4 separate regions of the Homo sapiens genome follow, and all the other regions are linked to region 1. Evidence: chromatin loops called from intact Hi-C (ENCODE). Cell type or tissue: Calu3. All regions are shown on one strand. Links, peaks and the distances in the headings refer to the core of each region. The heading gives the core; the rest is flanking DNA. Region 1 has its middle 40 kb from the start of RBBP6. Region 2 has its middle 130 kb from the start of RBBP6. Region 3 overlaps PRKCB (protein kinase C beta). Region 4 overlaps PRKCB (protein kinase C beta).

Evidence for each region. Hi-C counts contacts between places; a loop is a spot of excess contacts. Peaks named below come from ENCODE experiments on the same cell type or tissue, not always from the same donor. Only the 100,000 strongest peaks of a DNase experiment are listed, where the experiment ranks them.
Region 2: it touches region 1 in a loop (12-fold over the local background); 11 of 110 quality-filtered maps call a loop at or near these places.
Region 3: a loop joins it to region 1, with 9 times the contacts of the local background. A loop is called at or near these places in 84 of 110 quality-filtered maps.
Region 4: a loop joins it to region 1, with 7 times the contacts of the local background. A loop is called at or near these places in 9 of 110 quality-filtered maps.

What each region holds. Positions count from the first base shown.
Region 1 is chr16:24,496,425-24,501,825 of GRCh38, forward strand. No RefSeq gene overlaps it. Among named protein-coding and RNA genes, the nearest start is that of RBBP6, 40 kb to the right of the region's middle. In Calu3, for the core only: no CTCF peak of the experiment used is centred there; a DNase peak (open chromatin) is centred at 2,957.
Region 2 is chr16:24,407,012-24,412,412 of GRCh38, forward strand. No RefSeq gene overlaps it. Among named protein-coding and RNA genes, the nearest start is that of RBBP6, 130 kb to the right of the region's middle. In Calu3, for the core only: no CTCF peak of the experiment used is centred there; no DNase peak of the experiment used is centred there.
Region 3 is chr16:24,043,312-24,048,712 of GRCh38, forward strand. The region is part of intron 5 of PRKCB (protein kinase C beta); the gene reads left to right. Among named protein-coding and RNA genes, the nearest start is that of MIR1273H, 160 kb to the right of the region's middle. In Calu3, for the core only: a CTCF peak has its summit at 2,533 (motif pointing right); a DNase peak (open chromatin) is centred at 2,550.
Region 4 is chr16:24,068,386-24,073,786 of GRCh38, forward strand. All of the region lies in intron 5 of PRKCB (protein kinase C beta), which reads left to right. Among named protein-coding and RNA genes, the nearest start is that of MIR1273H, 130 kb to the right of the region's middle. In Calu3, for the core only: a CTCF peak has its summit at 2,721 (motif pointing right); a DNase peak (open chromatin) is centred at 2,686.

The DNA of each region.
Region 1 (5,401 bases), core at 127-5,126:
TACTTTTTTATTTTTTGAGACAGGGTCTCACTCTGTCACCCAGGCTGGAGTGCAGTGGTGCAACCTAAGCTCACTGCAGCCTGGAGCTCCTGCACTCAAGTGATCCTCCTGCCTCAGCCTCCCAAGTAGCTAGGACTAGAGCCATGCACCACCATGCCTGGATAATTTTTTCATTTTTTGTAGAGATGCCCAGGCTGCTCTTGAACTCAAGCGATCTCCCACCTTGGCCTCCCAAAGCACTGGGATTACAGGGGTGAGCCACCACACCTGGCCCTGATTAGACTTTCTAGCCCTGCTAGAAAGCACTGCACTTCCCTTAATAGAGTAGCCCAGGCCTGGCTCCTTGGTGGCAGCTGCACCACTCCATGTGTACACCATGCAACTGTACTCCATTGCATGCTTCAGACTGTACTCTGTGAGCACCATTGACCTGAACTGCAACTGGAATAGTGCTCTCTAGAGTTATGCAGTGCGGCAGTCCTGTGTTCCTTGGGGAACCTCGAGCCTCCTGAATCAATGCTCACTGCCTTTCTCTGCCATCAGCATTTGTTGTTCAGTGACCCAAGTGGTATACTGCAGTGGTTCTGAAACGTTGGTATGCATTGGAATCACGACAGACTGTGAGGCACCATCCCCGGAGTTTCTGATTCAGTAGGGTCTGGAGGAAGGCCCAAGACTTTGCATTCCTACCACATTCCCAGGGGAGGCTGATGTTGCTGGCCCAGGAGGCACCCACTGGTGTAGTGGGTGCTGTTGGTGCCTCACAGGGACCCTCTTCCCAGCCAGTGCATCCATCCCCAGATGCCCAGAGCACTGGCTGCTAATAGCTCACAGCTGTTTCCTCTCTAGAGCACTGCGTGGTATGGGTTGAATTAATTGTATGCTCCTAAAATTCCAGTGTTAAAGTCCTAACCCTCAATATCTTAGAATGTGACCTTATTTGGAAAGAGGGCCTTTAAAGAGATAATTAACTTAAATTATATCATTAGGTCTTTAGGGCCCTGATCCAATATAACCACGGATATAGTTTGGATATTTGTCTCCTCCAAATCTCATGTTGAAATGTGATCCCCAGTGTTGGAGGTGGGGCCTAGTGGAAGGTATTTGAGTCATGGGGGTGGATCCCTCACGAATGACCTGGTGCCATCCTCCCAGTAATAAGTTGAGAAGTGATTCTTACAAAGAGCCCAGCACCTCCCTCCCTCTCTTGCTTCTTCTCTCACCATGTAATCTCCGCACATACCAGCTCCCCCTTGGCCTTCTGCCATGAATAGAAGCATCCTGAGCTCTCAGCAGAAGCAGATGCTAATGCCATGCTCCCTCTACAGCCTGCAGAACTGTGAACCAAATTAATCTCTTGTCTTCATAAATTACCCAGCCTTGGGTATTCCTTTATAGTAATGCAAACAGACTAGGACCACCACTGTCCTTATAAAAAGGGGATATTTGGACACAGACAGACAGATACACACACACACACACACACACACACACACACACACACTGCTAGGTAAAAATGAAGGTAGAGGGCCAGGCGCAGTGGCTCACACCTGTAATCCCAGCACTTTGGGAGGCTGAGGTGGGTGGATTACTTGAGCTCAGGAGTTTGAGACCAGCCTGGGCAACATAGTGAAACCCTATCTCTACCAAAAACACAAAAATCTAGCTGGGCATGGTGGCACGTGCCTGTAGTCCCAGCTACTCGGGAGGCTGAGGCAGGAGGATCACTTGAGCCTGGGAGGCAGAGGTTGCAGTGAGCCATGATTGCGCCAGTGCACTCCAACCTGGGTGACAGAACAAGACCCTGCCTCAAAAAAGAAGACAGATTGAAGTGGTGCTTCTACAAGCCAAGCGAAACCAAAGATTGCCAGCAGACCACCAGAGGCTGAGGGAAAGGCATGGAACAGACTCTCTCTCATGGCCCTCAGAAAGAACCAACCCTGCTGGCACCTTGAACTTGGACTTCCAGCCTCCAGAACTATTAGAGAATAAATGTCTGTGGTTTAAGCCATCCAGGTGGTGGTACTTTGTTTCAGCAGCCTTCCAAACTAATGCACAGCCCTTGGGCAGAAAGGAACCACTAGATGATGGCCCCCACACCTCCTGGGATCAGACCTCGGACGATAACCCACGGGAATGGGGCCAGCCCCTTGGCCTTAAGTGGGGACCAGCTCTGTGTTGTCATTTTGCTTCCTGTGGCATTAGTGAGCTTTCTGTACTGTTTTATCCTGCTTCCTCACTCATCTCCTCCTGAGAATTCTTGGTTTCCATCTTAGGATCTCCTGCTAGGGAACCCAACTCAAGTCAAAGGATGAGAATTTGCATTCCCTATTACCCCATAGGCAAGAAATGATTACTTTCTCTCCTCCCAATCTCCACCTCACCATCAAAGAAAGATGGGCGGCAGCCTAAACCTTGTGGGTATTTTTTGTTTTGTTTTTGTTTTCTGTTTGCTTGATTTCGGGGTGGTTTTGTTTTGTTTTGTTTTGTTTTGTTTGAGACAGCCTGGCTTTTTTACCCAGGCTGGAGTGCAGTGGCTTGACCTCGGCTCACTGCATTCTCTGCCTCCTGGGTTCAAGTGATTCTTTTGCCTCAGCCTCCCCAGCAGCTGAGACTACAAGCGTACACCACCGTGCCCAGCTAATTTTTCTATTTTTAGTAGAGACAGGGTTTTACCATGTTGCCCAGGCTGGTGTTTTTTGTTTATTAAGAGATGGGGTCACCCTATGTTGCCCAGACTGGACTCTACCTCCCGGGCTCAAGCAATCCTCCCGACTCAGCCTCCTGATGGCTGAGACTACAGGCGCCCACCACCATGCCTGGTCTGTGTTGGCTATGGTCTGTGTTGAAGCCTCCCTTACTTTGAGTGAAAAAGAACCTGCTCCTAGGCCTATCTTTGGGATAAGAAATTGTACTCGGCTCACCAAGGCCAGGGTGGTGGAATTACGGAACAGAAGCGCCCTCAGCTGGCAAGCTGGAATTAGACACACCCAACTCAATTTCTCCTGTGGAGAAGGAACAGCGAGGGAACACCAGCCCTCTACAGCCTTCCTTCCTCCACACACGCACTGCTACCCATGCTTTCAGAAATACTAAGAATTAGCCGAGCGTGATGGTGCATGCCTGTCGTCCTAGCTACTCCAGAGGCTGAGGCGGGGGGATCTCTGCATCTGAGAGTTTGAGGATGCAATGAGCTATGATCATGCCACTGCACTCCAGCCTGGGCAACAAAGCAGGACCTGGTAATACGGTTTGGGTCTGTGTTCCCACCCGTATCTCATGTCGAATTGTAACCCCCAATGTTGGAGGTGGGGCCTGGTGGGAGGTGATTGGATCATGGGAGGGGATTTCCTCTTGGGTGCCGCTCTCATGATAGTGACTTACCACTAGAGCTGCTCATTTAAAATTGTGTAGCACCTCTTCCCCTGTTTCCTCCTGCTCCAACCATATAAGAGGAAACTGCTTCCCCTTCGCCTTCTGCCATGATTGTAAGTTTCCTGAAGCCTCCCCAGCCATGCTTCCTGTACAGCCTGCAGAACCATGAGCCAATGAAACCTTTTTTCTTTATGAATTACCCAGTCTCAGTTATTTCTTTATAGCAGTGTGAGAACGGACTGATACACCTGATCTCTAAATTAAAAAAAAAAAAAGTTAAATACTAAGAAGTGATTTGCAGAGCTTGTAGGGGTAAAGCTGGGTCTAGAGAGGGCTCAAAAGTACTGCTTCCCCATATCCATCAGTTCAAAGAGTGCCTGGCCTCGATCATAGACTAGGGCAGAGCTGGCCTCCAGCATCTGTCCAAGAATGTGACCCAGACCTCCTGCCCCAGAACCTCCTAAGGGTGAGAACAGGCCTTTGGGACTCTGCCTCCCTCACCCTCACCACCATGACCCGGACCCTGTGTTTCTTGTTTCATTCCTTACTAGTCCAGATAGTCCAGGGTAGGAAGGCTTGGAGGGACAGAGTGTGGGATAGATGTGCACACACTGCAGCTCTGTGTCTGTGTGTGCATGCAGGGCCATGTGTGTGGGAAAGATGCAAGAAACGTCTCCCTAGGAGGGGAATACCTGCACACTGGTTGAGAACATGTTATTGTGAAAAGGTACCTTGGAAAGCGCTGTATCCATCAGCTTCATTGAGCAGATAAGGAAAATGAGGCCCAGAGAGAATAGACCTGCCCGAGGTTGGTCATGCTGGAGCTTACCCCAAGAAAAGAGAAGTAAGCGTGATGTGTATATTGGGTTGTGCACATGTGTGCTTGCCAAAAAAAAAAAGGTTTAAACACACACACACACCTCCTCCCCCACTTCTTCCTGCTACAACCATATAAGAGGAAACTGGAGTTTTTGTTTTGTTTTGTTTTGTGTTGTTGTTGTTGTTGTTTTGAGTCAGGGTCTCCTCTGCCACCCAGGTTGGAATGCAGTGGTACCACCTTGGCTCACTGCAGCCTCAACCTCTTGGGCTCAAGCCATCCTCCCACCTTAGCCTCTCAAGTAGCTGGGACTACAGGTGTGCACCACCATGCCTGGATAATTTTTTATTTTTTTACTTTTTGTAGAGATGGTGTCCCACTATGTTTTCCAGGCTGGTCTCGAACTCCTGGACTCAAGTGATCCATCCTCCTCAGCCTCCCAAAGTGATGGGATTACAGGCATGACCCACCATACTCAGCCCCAGGAGTCTTGATTTATGCCCCTGAAATGGTTTGGGTCCATGTCCCCACCCAAATCTCATGCCAAATCGTAATCCCCAATGTTGGAGGCCGGGCCTGGTGGGAGGTGATTGGATCATGGGGGTGGATTTCCCCCTTGGTGCTGCTCGTGAGTGCTCATGAGATCTGGTTGTTTATTTTGGTTTTGTTTTTTGTTTTGTTTTGTTGAGACGGAGTCTTGCTCTGTCGCCCAGGCTAGAGTGCAGTGGCATGATCTCAGCTCACTGCAACCTCTGCCTCCTGGGTTCAAGCGATTCTCTTGCCTCAGCCTCCTGAGTAGCAGGGATTACAGGCATCCACCACTACATCCAGCTAATTTTTGTGTGTGTCTGTATTTTTGTAGAGACAACATTTCACCATGTTGGCCAGGCTGGTCTTGAACTCCTGACTTCAGGTGATCCGCCTGCCTTGGCCTCCCAAAGTGCTGGGATTATAGGCATGAGCCACCGCACCCAGCATGAAATCTGGTTGTTTAAAGTGTATCACCTCCCACCTCTCTCTCCTCCTCCTACACCAGCCATGTAAGATGTGCCTGCTTCCCCTTCTTCCATGACTGTAAGTTTCCTGAGGCCTCCCCAGCCATGCTTCTTGTAGAGCCTGCAGAACCATGAGACAATTAAAACTCTTTTCTTTATAAATTACTCAGTTTCAGTTTTTTTTTTAATGGCAGTGTGATAATGGACTAATACA
Region 2 (5,401 bases), core at 320-5,319, 89 kb before region 1:
GATAATAGACTACATGAAAAAGTTAGTGGCATTTGCTCACCTGGAGGTCTCAATTTTTTTTTTTTTTTTGAGTCAGAACCTCGCTCTGTGGCCCAGGCTGGAGTGCAGTGGTGCGATCTTCAGCTCACTGCAACCTCCGCCTCCCAGGTTCAAGCAATTCTCCCACCTCCTCCTCCTGAGTAGCTGGGATTACAGGTGCCCACCACCATACCCAGCTAATTTTTGTATTTTTAGTAGAGACAAGATTTCACCATATTGGCCAGGTTGGTCTCTTGGCCAGGCTGGTCTCGAACTCCTGACCTCATGATCCGCCCACCTTGGCCTCCCAAACTGCTGGGATTACAGGCGTAAGCCACTGTGCCTGGCCTGGGTTCTCGATTTTTGTGTGCAAAAGAATCTTCTGAGGATTCTTCAGCCATACTGGCTTCCTTCTCTTCCCAGGTCAGGGCTGCTGTATTTGCTGTTCCATCTGCCAGGAGCACTTTTCCCCACAATATTCAGCAAGGCTGACTCTAAGTCACCTCACTCTAAAGACTTCCTTTAGGTCTTTACATGTATGCTCAAATGTCATATTCATACCTCTTTCCCCCATTTTTGGCTTTATTTTTCTGCCTAGTGCTTATTACTAGCTAATATACTATATATTTTTACTTAAATATTTTGTCTATTAGGGGTTTCCTTACTGGCTATAATCTTGGCTCCCTGCAACCTCAGCCTCCCAAGTTTAAGAGATTCTTGTGCCTCAGTCTCCTGAGTAGCTAGGATTACAGCTGCATGCCACCAGGCATGGCTATTTTTTTTTTTTTTTTGAGACAGAGTCTCGCTGTGTCACCCAGGCTGGAGTGCAGTGGCGCAATCTTGGCTCACTGCAAGCTCCACCTCGCAGGTTCACGCCATTCTCCTGCCTCACCCTCCCAAGTAGCTGGGACTACAGGCGCCCACCACCAAGCCTGGCTAATTTTTATTTTATTATTTTTTTTTGTAGTAGAGACAGGGTTTCACCATGTTAGCCAGAATGGTCTCAATCTCCTGACCTCATGATCCGCCCGCTTTGGCCTCCCAAAGTGCTGGGATTACAGGCGTAAACCACCGCGCCTGGCCTAGGCATGGCTATTTTTAGCAGAGATGGAGTTTCACCATGTTGGCCAGGCTGGTCTCAAACTCCTGACCTCAGATGATCCACCCACCTCGGCCTCCCAAAGTGCTGGGATTACAGGCATGAGCCACCGCGCCTGGCCATCATTAACTATAATCTCCGTGCAAACAGAGATTGTATTAGATCATTCTCGCACTGCTATGAAGAACTACCTGAGAGTGGGTAACTTAAAAAGGAAAGAGATTTCAGTGGCTCACAGTTCTGCAGGCTGTACAGGAAGCATAGCGGCTTCTGGGGAGGCCTCAGGAAACTTTCCTTTTTTTTTTTTTTTTTGAGACAGAGTCTCGCTCTGTCGCCCAGACTGGAGTGCAGTGGCACAATCTCGGCTCACTGCAAGCCCTGCCTCCTGAGTTCACGCCATTCTTCTGCCTCAGCCTCCCAAGTAGCTGGGACTACAGGCGCCCACGAGCACACCTGGCTAATTTTTTGTATTTTTAGTAGAGATGGGGTTTCACCGTGTTAGCCAGGATGGTCTCAATCTCCTGACCTCGTGATCCGCCCGCCTCGGCCTCCCAAAGTGCTGAGATTACAGGCATGAGCCACCGCGCCTGGCAGGAAACTTTCAATCATGGCAGAAGGCAAAGGGGAAGCAGGCATGTCTCATATGACTGGAGCAGGAGAAAGAGGAGAGAGGAGGGAGGTGCTACACACTTTTAAACAACCAGATCTCGTGATAACTTAATCACTCACTATTTGCCACAACAATGCCAAAGCAGGGTGGCAACGATGATCCATCACTTTCCACCAGGCCCCAATTCCAACATTGGGGATTACAATTTGACATGAGATTTGGGCAGGGACACAGATCCAAACCATATCAGGGATCATTGTCTGTTTTGTTCCCTGGCACATCCAGAGCCTAGAACAGTGCCTGACAAACAGCAGGCACTCAATAAGTGAATGAATGGGGCAGTTAAAATTGCAGACTCTCCCTGGGTAAGGTCCAGTAATGTACATGTTGCCTGGGTGGTTCTAAAGGAGATCGTTGGAGGCCCGACGTAATGAAACATTTCTTAGAGAATGCTTTGCTTGGAGTGAACATCTCTCTAATGCAATTCTCTTGACATCCAGCAGAGAGCAGGAGGCTGAGGACTCAGGGGCGCAGGATGCCAGTCATCATTACCTGTTTCTTTCCTGCACCAAGATGCATCTCACATTGGGTGATTTGGCACAGAGAAATGAGTGTGCACAGGAGGCAGGAATTCTGGGTGGCCAGCTCCTGGGAGGATGTCTCTCTATAACAAACTATTAATAACTGCACTTTGGGGCAAAGTCCCAGGTGGAAGAAGCACAGTTCCCGCCATAGGAGAGGACCTTCGCAAAGTGGGAATCTCAGCTTGACAGGAAGTTGAGGTGGCATTACTGCGCAGCACTCCTTTTGGCCAAAGCCTTCTTGGGCAGCCAGAGTCAGTGGTGCTAGAAAATGTTTAACAGGTGTCTCTGAGGGGGAAAAAGGCACGCATGTAGTTACATATGTATGTTTATTACGAACTGTATTGATATCAAGAATGTGTAGCAAGGCAGGCACAGTGGCTCATGCCTGTAATCACAGAACTTTGGGAGGCTGAAGCAGGAAGATTACTTGAGGCCAGGAGTTTAAGACAAGCCTCGGCAACATAGGGAGAACCCATCCCCACCAAAAATTTAAAAATTGGCCAAGTGTCATGTTGCATGCCTGTACTCCCAGCTACTTGGGAGGCTGAGGTGGGAGGATCCCTTGAGCCAGGGGTTGGAGTCTTCAGTGAGCCGTAATGGTGCCACCGCATGCCAGCCTGGGCAACAGAGCAAGACCCTGTCTCAAAAAAAAAAAAAAAGAAAAGAATGTGTATCACACACTTTAAAAATAACTATAAAGCATGAAAATGCTCTTCATCTTAAATTACGCATAGCCGCTGAATTCTTACAGAATGCTTTTGTTGAATTTTGCTGAACTCTTGTATATGTAGTTAATATGATTACAATTCAGTCATGATTTGACAATGCTTTCTGCCATTCACAACATAACCACTACAGACAAAACACACATTGACATTTCTTCTGCATTATTAAAGTTTTCTCTATCACTTTCTAAAGTCTAGACATCTAATAAAAAAAGAGAGAAATGGTCAATCAGTTCTTGCTTTGATTGAGACTCAAAGTGTTATCTGATTACCATGGTGTAAATATTCAACTGTGGCTGATTTTAAGCTACACCAATATGTTGTCACTGAATGGTGACCTGCAAGTTGGGAACAGATGCTCAGTAGCACCCCATTATATAGTATTGCCACAAAATTTATGTAGATATATACTAAATATATCATATATGTTATAGAGAGAGATACATAGACATCTTTATATGTATGTATTTATGGACTTCAAGAGTATAGTTAATAGGCTGGGTGTGGTGGCTTACACCTGTAATCCCAGCATTTTGGGAGGCTGAGCAGGTGGATCACCTGAGGTTGAGAGTTCAAGACCAGCCTGACCAACATGGATAAACCCTTTCTCTACTAAAAACACAAAGTTAGCTGGGAGTGATGGTGCATGCCTGTAATCCCAGCTACTCAGGAGGCTGAGGCAAGAGAATCGCTTGAACCCGGGAGGCAGAGGTTGAGGTGAGCTGAGATAGTGCCACTGCACTCCAGTCTGGGCAATAGGAACAAAACTCCATCTCAAAAAAAAAAAAAGTATAGATAATAGTACAACAAAATTATTAGGAAGCAATTCAATTATTTATTACCTTTCAAAATATAATTTAGTTAATTATAAGTTTATAAAATTTGATTTTTAATAATGGCTGTGTTTAATAGCCAGCTTTCAAAAACCCTGGAAATTTAACAATCATCCCTATAAGCCAGCCCCAGCACACCACTGGACAGATCCCAGCACTGGGAAGGAACTCAGTCACACACTGGGAGGCTTCAAGTTTCGCTTAACTGTAGGACTGAGGCAGGCTCACCCGGAAGCAGATGAGGAGCCAGGGTGCGGGTCTGGGGGTGGGCAAATGGTATTAGTCTTCAATACCCATGCTCCTCCTTACATGCCACTTCTCACCCAGATTGGGATGTTTCTAAAGCCTAGGTGATGGCCATGAAGTTAGGGACCCCAAGAGTGTGTTTAACATCAATAAACAGGCAAAGGAGGGGGATTTTACTCTACAAGCGATATAGAGTAAAATCTCCAGGTGACGTGGAAGGAACACTCACTAAAATTATTCCATACCCAAGAGACCCCAGGCCAATGAAACCTGAATCTTTAGGGATAGAGCCTGGTGATTTTTTTTTTCCAAGCCCCCAGGTGGCTTTTTTGGGTTTTTTTGTTTGTTTGTTTGTTTGTTTTTGTTTGTTTGTTTTTTGAAATGGAGTTTCGCTCTTGTTGCCCAGGCTGGAGTGCAATGGTGCGATCTCGGCTCACCGCAACCTCTGCCTCCCGGGTTCAAGTAATTCTCCTGCCTCAGCCTCCCGAGTAGCTGAGATTACAGGCATGCGCCACCACGCCCAGCTAATTTTGTGTTTTTAGTAGAGATGGGGCTTCTCCATGTTGGTCAGGTTGGTCTCAAACTCCCAAGCTTAGGTGATCACCCTCCTCGGCCTCCCAGAGAGCTGGGATTACAGGCGGGAGCCACGGCGCCCAGCCTTCTAGGTGGTTTTAATGTGCAGTCTGGGCTGAGAATCTCTGCTCTGAGGATGGAAGAAAGAACCCAAGTTCCAGCCAGTGAATACACCTGGAGGGTTGCCCCACCTCACCCCCACCTCCCATTGTATTTAAAATACAAAAGTAAAAAGAGAGCTTTAATTGCTCTGGAGGAACAAAGGATTAAACTGATAAAAGAAATTCATAGTGTAAAAGTGAGTAGTGCCATGTCTAAGGAATTTTATGTCTCAAGTGTTGTGTGGTTTGAACCTCCATTATTATATTAAACCCTCTCTGTAGGGCCTAAGTGGACACTGTAACTGAGCACCATTGAGATGGTTATGAATTCAGGGAGGATCCTGGGTCCAGGAAGACTGTGGCCTTGGAGTTAATTTATACACATCCTTTTGACTTTTTCAGCAGCTTTTGGGGCTAGTGTCAAGGAAACATTCTTTTTTTTTTTTTTAAAGACAGAGTCTCGGCCCGGGCTCCGTGGCTCATGCCCGTAATCCCAGCACTTTGGGAGGCCGAGGCAGGTGGATCACCTGAGGTCGAGAGTTTGAGACCAGCCTGACCAACATGGAGAAACCCCATCTCTACTGAAAATACAAAATTAGCCAGGCATGGTGG
Region 3 (5,401 bases), core at 81-5,080, 450 kb before region 1:
TAAAGTAGAAACTTTGAAAATTGGAAATTCTTGTTTACAATTTTTTGTTATGTATTCATTGAAGAGCAAAATGCCTTTAAAAACTCAATACACCTGCTTTATTTTGCTTTTTTTTTAGTATTGTTGTAATGAAGAAGTTCAGTTAAATCATATCTGTCTATGGAACATCTATCATCTTTCTCAGTGTATTACTGATAGTTGTCTGCACACCCCATGAGGCCAGGGGAAGGGTCTCTTGCCCATCCTTCCTTCAAAGCCTATCAGCTTGTTAGGTTGAGGTGAGTGTCTCAGGCACTGAAGTTTTGGGATACTGGACCTAAGGAGATGTAGGGAAGCTGACGTCTTGCTATTCAGTGTTCCTTCTCTTCTTCCCTGGTCATTTAAGTCTCATGAGAATTATCAAGGCCAGGCCAGCGTCTGAGGCCTTCAGGATGTGCTGGGCGCGGTCATTGCTCCCAAATGTCTAGGGAATTGCATTGAAGTGGGCACTGCTGGGACCTGCAGGGCTGTGACTTGTGACTGCCTTTGGGGACAGTGGTCCAGCAATGTCTATTAAAATATGTATACATATGAACATTTTGACTCTCACGTTTTCCTTTAGGGAATCTATTCTCTTAAAATGAAACACCAGCGTGCAAAGAAATAAAATCTAGAACAAGCATGTTTATTGATGTTTTCTTTGAGATGCAAAGAAAACATCAGCCTAATGAAGGGGTACCCATTTTATGTGATACTAGGTAGTTGTTGAAAGCATTGAATTAGGCCAGGCGCGGTGGCTCACACCTGTAATCCCAGCACTTTGGGAGGCTGAGGAGGGTGGATCACTTGAGGCCAGGAGTTCCAAACCAGTCTGGCCAACATGGTGAAACCCCGTCTCTACTAAAAAAAATCCAAAAAATTAGCTGGGTATGGTGGTGCATGCCTGTAATCCCACCTGCTCTGGAGGGTGAGACACGAGAATCACTTGAACCCTGCAGGTGGAGTTTGCAGTGAACAGAGATCAGGTCATTCATGCACTACAGCCTGGGTGATAGAGTAAGACTCTGTCTCAAAAAAAAGAAAAGAAAAGACTGAATTAAAATGAGAAAATGAGTATAATTTTTGACATGGGAACTGGTTACACAGGTGAATTTCCTTTGTGAGAATTCAAGCTGTAAGATTATGATTTATACACTTTTCTATAGGTATATTATACTTCCTATACTTTTATTATTTAAAAGTTTGTGATAAAAATTCTAAATAACTAAAAACAAAACACCAATGGGTTAGAGCTACAGATATTGGTGTAAAGCAGAGGTTGCCAAACTGGCCTGCTGCCTGTTTTTATAAATAAAGTTTTATTGGAACACAGCCACATCCATTCATTTATATATTATCTATGGCTGCTCTTGTGATACAATGGCAGAGTTCACTGCGTAGTTGTGACAAAGCTTGTACAATCTGCAAAATGTAAAATATTTGTTCTCTGGCCTTTACTGAAAACATTTGGCAGTCCTTGAACTAGAGGAACATCTATGGTTAAGTGAAAGGGTTAGGTTGCGTAAAAATATATTTAGTATGATCTCATTTTGAAGAAATAAGCAACAGCAACAGACACCTCCTATGTGTGAAGTTTTGTCTGTATATTTTATAACCTGTGTGTGAAGAAAGGTGTGGAAGGATACCAACCAGGTTGTAAACACTGGGATCGCAGCAGGATTGGGAGTGAAGAGGCTGTGGCGGTGAGGGGGATTGTGTTGTGTCTCTGTAGTTTTCATTACGTTTCACAGGTTGATTGCAATACATATCATTTCCGCAATTTTTGAAAAATAAAAACAGAAAAATCTCCAAATAGGAAAAATGAACAGAAATAAATTGTCTCAACAACAATAGCAGAAAAAAAAAATGAATGGATAATGCCCCAAATGATGGGGTGTTGGTTGCTTGAGGAGGGTTGTTGGGTGGTTCTCAGCTTGAGCAGAGCTGGGCCCAGGCCCTGTCTGGGTATTTTTGAGTTTTTATTGTCACTAGCTTCCATCTTGTGTAGCATCTGCCTTGTGAGCTGGGCCTGTTCTCCGAGTTTCATGGTGTTTGATGTTTTTTGCCTTCTTTCAGCAAGGTCGCTGGCATCATCCTTGCTGAGTCGCATATGTTCTGGGAACCACCTCCTCTTCTCTGTGCCTCTCGCCTGGCAGGTCTACGCTAAACTGCCCCCTGCCCTCCCAGGCCCACCCCACCTCCAAGTCTGAGTTCTTTGACTTAAACTTCAATCCTGTTTCCCATGGGCTGTGGCTTCCCAACCCTCAGTTTCAGTTGAAGCTAATTTTTTTTTCCAGAAATCACTGTGGGCCCTGGCTGCTCTGGGTGTGGTCTGGGGACCAGCTGCATCCCATCGGCATTACCTGGGAGCTCGTTAGCAATTCGGGATCTCAGCTTCCCCTCCAGGCCTGCTGAATCAGAATCTGCAATTTAACAACATCCCCTGGGGATGCACTGTAACATTCGAGCAGCCCTGCTGCAGAGGATCGCAGTGAGACGGGAAGAATGTGTCTTTTCCACTAGATGGCAGGCCTTACCTGCGCTTGGCTCCTGCGCAGACCACCACAGGTGGATGTGCCAGGGGTGATGTGAACCTCCAGCCCCGCGTTGGCCATGGCATCTTACCAGTCATGAAGCTCGGGTGTCAGTCCCGCCAGGGCTGGAATCCTCTTTCATTGGTGACCTGCACCTACCTGCATGTCCTGGCCTGGTGCAGCATGAGCTTCTGGCTTGAGCCATTTGTGTAAAGTGACCCAGAGCCTTTCTTTCTTCCCTGCTTTGCCTTTGTCCTCTACCACCTGGAAGGTGAAGGCATGTCTCTGGGGAGCTTCCTAGTCATTAGCCTCTGTGTTGCTTTTCTGGATGGCTTGCTGCACGTCTCTGCTAATTTTAGGCCAATGTGGTCTATGATTACAAAGGTTTTGCATGGGCTTTGGAGTCAGGCCTGGGTTTGAATCCTGCCTTTCCCACTCCTCCAACAAGTATTTGTTGGGGGCCTCCCATGTGCTGGGCACTGCTTACAGGCAAGGCCCCTGTGCTCATGGCCTCTGCCTTCTTTCTAATGATGGGAGATGAAGAGGAAGCAAACAAAACACTTTGAGAAAACAAGGAACACTATCAAGGAAATAAAATAAAGCGGCATGATGTGATAGAGGGTGGCCAGTGGGCTGAGTGTGATTAGCAGGGATAATGGCATTTAGTTGAGACCTCAGGGACCAGCAGGAGGGAGCCAGCTTGCTGAAAATTCCAGGGAAGAGTATACCAGGCAGAGGGAGCGGCAGAGGCAGAGGCCAGAGGGAAGAGTGAAGCAGCAGGCTTGTGAGTGACAGGAACTGACAGCCAGTGGGTGTGACTGGAGCCTCGGGATGGGGAGGGGTGGGTGACGCTGGAGGAAAGGCAGGGACAGCCAGTTAGGCTTTGTGAGCCCCATGGTGGGCTTGGTTTCTTTCTAAGTGCATGGAAATTTAGATCCCAGGAGTATCTGAAGGACATCATGCAAGGTCAGTGTGTTTAGGCCCCAAAACCACCCAGTGGGGGCAGTCATTTTGTTTTTCTCATTTTACAAAGGAGAAAACAGAGCCTTGAAAAATCTGAGCCTGGTGTGGTAGCATGTGGCTATGGTCCCAGTTACTCAGGAGGCTGAAGCAGGATCATCAGTTGAGGCCACAAGTTTGAGACCAGCCTCAGCAACACAGTGAGAAAAAAAGTCTTAAAAATTAGCTGGGTAGGCAGGGTGCGGTGGCTCATGCCTGTAATCCCAGCACTTGGGGAGTCTGAGGTGGGTGGATCACAAGGTCAGGCGTTCGAGACCAGCCTGGTCAACATAGTGAAACCTCATCTCTACTAAAAATACAAAAAAAAAATTAGCTGGGCGTGGTGGTGCGTGTCTGCAGTCCCAACTGCTCAGGAGGCTGAGGCAGGAGAATCGCTTGAACCCGGGAGGCAGAAGTTGCAGTGAGCTGAGATTGTGCCACCGCACTCCAGCCTGGGTGACAGAGTGAGACTCCATCTCAAAAAATAAATAAATAAAATAAAATAAAATAAAATACAAATTAGCTGGACATGGAGGCATGCACCTGTAGTCCCAGCTACTTGGGAGGCTGAGGCGGGAAGATGACTTGAGCCCAGGAGTTGGTGGCTGCGGTGAGCTATGATCTCGCTACTGCACTCTAGGCTGGGCGACAGAGCGAGACCCTGTCTCTCCTTCTAAAAAAAAAAAAAAGAATTTGAGCACCCGCCTCTAGTCCCTAAGGCAGTGCATGGAGGAGGCTGGATTTGTACCCTGGGTCCATCTGTCTGGCAGGTTCTAACACATTAAGTCAGATGTTGGAAAGATACAGTTTAAGACTATGAGACATTGGAACATAAGAAACACCCACCATACCAGTGGGGAGAGGAAGGAGATGCTTCAGCACTGGTAGTTCTCATAGTCTTATCTTTCAGTGGCTTTAGGGCACAGGTTGGGACTAGTTTAGCCTTAAGGTCTTGGAGAAGACCTGCTTTTCATTTGCCTGTTGCCCCAGCACTGTGGGGTCAGAATCTTTCTTGTGATCAGAGTTTAGAGAAGGGAGGGAGCAGTGGGCTGGAGGCATTCCAGGTAGCCCTGGAGAAGGCAGGAGAGGCATAAGTTAGAAGGGTGAGGGAAGGGAGGAGGGCCAGTGGCTGACGCTTACTGAGCCCTTGCTGTGAACCCAGCACAGTGCTAGCCATCGTGGGGCACAAAAGCCTGTGCAAGATGCAGTCGCAGCTCCTGAGCAGCCTCGCTGTCTGGTTGGGTTCCATCTGCTTTACCACTACCAACAAAACCAAGGGACGGACACCTCTTACTGATAGTAACCACCAGGCACTGGGCGAAGCACGTTGCTCAGCCATGTCGTATAATCCTATCAACAACCTGTAGTCCCAGCTACTTGGGTGGGAGAGAGTTACTGAGGGCATCTCCATTTTACAGATGGGGAAACTGAGACACAGAGAAAGAGGTTAAATAACTTGCCCAAGCCACACAACTAGGAAGATGTGGAGCTGGGACTTGAATCTAACTATGCCATTCCAGATAATTAGGCTCTTGGACACCGTCTTATCCTGGCACTAAGTACATCAGTGGAGTGATGATGATACATGATATTAGTAGCAGCCACTTTTACTTCTTTCTTTTCTTTTCTTTCTTTTTTTTTTTTTTATAACAGAGTCTCACTCTGTCGCCAGGCTGGAGTGCAGTGGCACAATCTCAGCTCACTGCAACCTCCGCCTCCCTGGTTCCAGCGATTCTCCTGCCTCAGCCTTCCAAGTAGCTGGGACTACAGGCATGCGCCACCATGCCCAGCTAATTTTTTTGTATTTTTAGTAGAGACAGGGTTTCACCATGTTGGTCAGGCTGCCTGAC
Region 4 (5,401 bases), core at 155-5,154, 430 kb before region 1:
GCTCTGGTGGCCTCCCTCCTTCTTAGCAGGTGCCCTCTGTCTAGCTTCTTAGTCCTTTGCCCTGTGTTGAGAATTGATTTATGGCCCAAAGGAAAAAAAAAAAAAAACCACACACAGAATATTGGACTTATCTTAATTCTAATTCCTTCAAAATTCCAGTTTCTTGAAAAATATTTTTTATCTGGCTTTTATAGTTGCTCTCAGTGGGAGAGCTACTTTATCATTGCCCCAAGTGGTATGATATTAAATAAAAATATAAAATACAAAATAGATTTAGAGTGGTATAATTATGTAAAAATTGAATGTTAACATGGAAAAAGACCAGAAGGTGAATATACAAATGAAAGCATTTATTTAATTTTGGGATAAGATCTAAGGTAATATTTGTTTGGTTCAGAAAATTATTTTTAAAGAAGGGTGTTGTGAGCATCAGTGATAGAGTGAGGAATCCTCATTTCTTTCAGATCCTGGTAGGGGACCCTGAGAACTTTGGGGAGTGAAGATAGTGAAGTAAAGGTTGCTAAGCATTCTGCTAGAACACTATGGAGACAGCGATATAAAATAAGAGCCAATAATAACAAAGTAGCACATAGTGAATGTTTACCATATGCCAGACATTCTATTAATTTATAATGATTGTAACATTCCTATGAGCCAACATCCTTATCATTAGCCCCATTTTTTAAACAAGGAGACTGAGTTACCGAGAAGTTAGGTAACTTTCAGGTCACAAAGCTGCTCTATGGCAGAGCTGATCTGCCAGGATCTCTGGGTTTAAGCTCCTCACCATCACACTTGACTAATTTGGTATAGAAAGTGGCTTTAGATCAGATAAGGGTACATGAAATGCAGGAGGTGCCGTGTTAGAGGACAGTTTGGTCCAGTCCCCATGTCCTGGGGCAAATGAAGCAGATGGCCTCAGAACAGCCTGTTTTTAAATCATGTAAGACTGACTTCTTTCAGCTGCTGGATTCCTGCCTCCCAGAGTGAGACGTTGAAGTTTGGCCCGGAAGAGGCTGAGCACTGGGGACGAGCAGTGCTGTGCTGTGTATAGAGTGCTTAAAACAGTGCCTGGGTCTGAGCGTGGTGGCTCATGCCTGTAATCCCACCTCTTTGGGAGGCCATGGTGGGAAGATTGCTTGAGCCCAGGAGTTTGATTTCAGCCTGCAACATAGTGAGACCCCATTTCTACAAAAAATTTTAAGAAGTAGTCAGGCATGGTCGTACACCTGTAGTCCCAGCTACTTGGGAGGCTGAGGTGGGAGGATCACTTGAACCCCAAAGGTTGAGGCTGCAGTGAGTCGTGATTGCACTACTGTACTCCAGCCTGAGTAACAAAGCAAGACTTTGTATCAAAACAAAACAAACAAAACAAAACAGTGCCTGGCATATAGTATGTGCTCAATAAAAGTTGTCATTGTTATTGTCATGACATCATCAGAGCCTAGAACAAATCACAAAACCTGTATATTCTCTCTGGGCTGGAGGTCTTAAGATTCTTCTCCATTCCCAACGGGTACTCCCGAGATGACGTGATTCATGGCCATTCCTTCCTTCCTTCAGTGTGTGGCTCACACTGTGCTGGGCTATGGCGTCACCACTGTCAATACGACAAATAAATGGATAATTACAGCAAAGTGTTAGGACTGCTGTGCCAGACACGAGTGCAAGGTGTCCTGGGCAACCAGGGAAGGGACGTTAACTTACACTGGGATTGGGGCCCTGTGATGGTAAGCTTTTCATCTTGCAGGAAACCAGGGGATTTTTTTTTTTTTTTTTTTGAGACAAGGTCTTGCTCTGTCGTCCAGGCTGGAGTGCAGTGGCACGATCTTGGCTCACTGCAACCTCTGCCTCCTGGGTTCAAGCGATTCTTGTGCCTCAGTCTCCCAAGTAGCTGGGATTACAGGCATGTGCCATCACTCTTGGCTAATCTTTGTATTTTCAGTAGCGACGGATTTTTGCCATCTTGGCCAGGCTGGTCTCAAACTCCTGACCTCAAGTGATTCGCCTGCCTCAGCCTCCCAAAATGCTGGAATTACAGGCATGAGCCGTTGCGCCCGGCCTTGAAACCAGGGAATTTAATGACATTTAAAAATCATTTATTAAGTATATATGAAATATATAGAAAATAGTATCCCAGGCACCTAATAGAACAGAATAATAATAATGACTAGGAGTTGTTGAGTGTAAAATAGGTTGCAGTCATTACAACGCATATAATAGCATGAAGTATATAGCTCCTCAGCCCTCTCAGCCATCTTATGAGGGAACACTGTTGCTATTCTCATATTACAGATGAGGAAACTGAGGCTCAGAGAGGTTAAGTAATCCTCCAAGCCTCCGCAGCCAGGAAGTGGTATCACTTTGAACTCAAACTCAGGTCTGTTTGATCCTGAGGCCAAGCCCTTGGCCAGAAAAATTAGGAAGTCATAGTCCCTTCCCTTAAGGAGCTCTATTTAATATAGCAGAACAAGTAAAGCAAGTACATATCTCTCTAAAGTATACTGTGTCACTGAAGATAAGAAAGGAAGAAATCCTGTGATGGGTCAGATGAAGTCAGGAAAGGCTTCTGGGAAGAGGTGGCCTTATAGATCTAACTAGAAGGATGAATGAGCTTTGGGCCAAAGGCAAGGGAGGGAACCATCTGGACAAAGGGTAGTTAGTACACACTGTGACCTGAAGAGGGAGCTCAAAGCCCCCCTCCACTCCAGGGCTGATGTGAGGATGTGAGTTAAGGACTTGGATGCTGCTCTTGGGGCTTTCAGAGATAGGGGAGGAGCTTAATGACCTCGTCTTCATGATATACCCTAAGCATTCTCTCTTGGCTTTCCATTTGAGACTTACTCTGCCTTCAGACCTCTCAGAACTCTGCATATCTGGTATGGTAAGAGGAGCCTGAGCTACCTCTTCTCTGCATTGCCTTGAAAACAAAACATGGCCGGGCACGATGGCTGACGTCTGTAATCCTAGCACTTTGAGAGGCCAAGGCGGGTGGATCGCTTGAGCTCAGGAGTTTGAGACTAGCCTGGGTAACATGGTGAGACCCTGTCTAAAAAAAAAAAAAAAAAAAAAAAAAAGACAAACAGGACTGGGGAAAAGGAATAAGAGGAGCCCGTCCAACCTTCCAATTTCCACCAATTTTAATGTGGATCCAGAATTGAGAATGCTAGTCTAGCTCAACTCAACAGGGCCAGTGGTTCTACTTGTGATTGGGGGTAAAGGTCCTAGGGTAGTAAAGAGAGTGAGTACCTGCCTGGCTTGTCCGCTCTGCACATGTCTCTGGGCAGTAGCTGTGGGATGTGGTCCTGGACACTAGATCCCATCTGTCTCCTCCTATGGAGGCAGGATCTTACAGGGAACAGCCGGCAGCCAAGGCTAGCTGGAGTCTGGCCTACACCATATAAGGAGATGGTGCAGGAAAGGCTGAAAGTTATGGTGGGGGCCGAAGAGGGCGTTGAGTTGCAGTAACCATGCCCAAGCCTTTGTGGAGTTAATGATCACAGTGGACACATTCTGGAGGGGTCGTCGGCATCACTGGGCCCTGCTCCAGGATCTCAGCAAGGATGTTATTATTATCATGAGGGTGCCCAATTCAGTTTGCTACTTGTTTATGGGCTGATTGCAATTTGGATAGAGTTTAACCCCCACCCCACCCCCGCCTTTTGTTTTTAAAAATTTGCTGAGGTGAAATTCACATGACTTAAAATGATCTGTTTTAGAGTGAACAGTTCAGCGGCATTTAGTACATGCACAGTGTTGTGCAACCACCACTGCTATTTAGTTCCAAAACATTTCCATCATTCCAAAATAAAGCCCCATACTGATTAAGCAGTGACTACCCATCCCTGCCTTCTCCCAGCCCCTGGCAACCATCAATCTGCTTTTGTTTTTAATTTTTTTGAGACAGGGTGTTTCTCTGTCACCCAGGCTGGAGTGCAGTGGTACGATCATAGCTCACTGCAGCCTGGAACTCCTGAGCTCAAGCAATCCTCCCACATCAGCCTCCTAAGTAGCTGGGACTGTAGGCATGCACCACCATGCTCAGATAATTATTATTTTTATTTTTTATAAAGATGGGGGTCTCCAACTCCTGGCCTCAAGTGATCCTCCCACCTCAGCTTCCCAAAGAGTTGGGATTACAGGTGTAAGCCACCACAACCAGCCAATCTGCTTTCTTTAACTCTCTCTTTCTCTCTCTCTCTCTTTTTTTTTTGAGATGGAGTTTCCCTCTTGTCACCCAGGCTGGAGTGCAATGGCATGATCTCTGCTCACTGCAACCTCTGCCTCCTGGGTTCAAGCAATTCTCCTGCCTCAGCCTCCCAAGTAGCTGGGATTACAGGCCTGTGCCACCAGACCGAGCTAATTTTTGTATTTTTAGTAGAGACGGGGTTTCACCATGTTGGCCAGGCTGATATCGACCTCCTGACCTGAGGTGATCCACCCGCCTCAGCCTCCCAAAGCACTGGGATTACATGTGTGCGCCACGCACCTGGCCTAACTCTCTCTCTCTTTTTAAGGCTGTTTAAAAATGAAACTATTCAGTAGCTCAAGTATACCTTACTGTAAAGAGGAAGTATTTATGCAGTGCTCAGTCATCTTGATCAGAGATGATTATCAAAACATCAAAATATCTCTATGCCAGCTGGCAACTAAGAAATACCACCAGATGTCCTCTGCCTCTCTGGCCTTGTTAGTTTCTTCTCCAAGAGCCCTTGGATGTGATCTGATAATGAAAAGGTGAATGTCTAGTTCAGTGGGAGCCTTCACATCTACCCCAGGGCTTTGGCTGTCTCCAATCTGATGGATAAACCGCTTGCTAAATATTTTGACTATCAGCCCTGTGATTAAGGTCAGGATTAGAACTGTTGTATTTGTAAGAACCTCTCCTAAAGATGGCCTCCCATTGCCCACCTGTTTGAATCCTACCTGCCTTAAACATTTTTGCCATTTTTATTTATTTCTTAGAAACAGGATCTTGCTCTGTCTCCCAGGCTGGAGTACGGTGGTACAATGTTGGCTCATTGCAGCCTCAGACTCCTGGGCTCAAGTGATCCTCCCGCCTCAGCCCCTTGAGTTACTGGGACTACAGGCGCATGCCACCATGTCTGGCTAATCGTGAAAATTGTTTTTGTAGAGACAAAGTCTTGCTATGTTGCCCAGGCTAATCTCAAATTCCTGGCCTCAAGTGATCCTCCCTCCTTGACCTCTCAAATTGCTGGGATTACAGGTGTGAGCCATTGCGCCTGGCCGGTTTTTTAAATGTCTCAGTCTAAAGTTCAATATTCATCCCCTAGCCCCTAAGCCATGTTTTTAACACCTCGATAAACGATGTGCTGACTTTACCTAAAATGTGTCCAGTATTCCTTCTGAGATGGAAAGATGCTATTTTGGGGGTAAATAT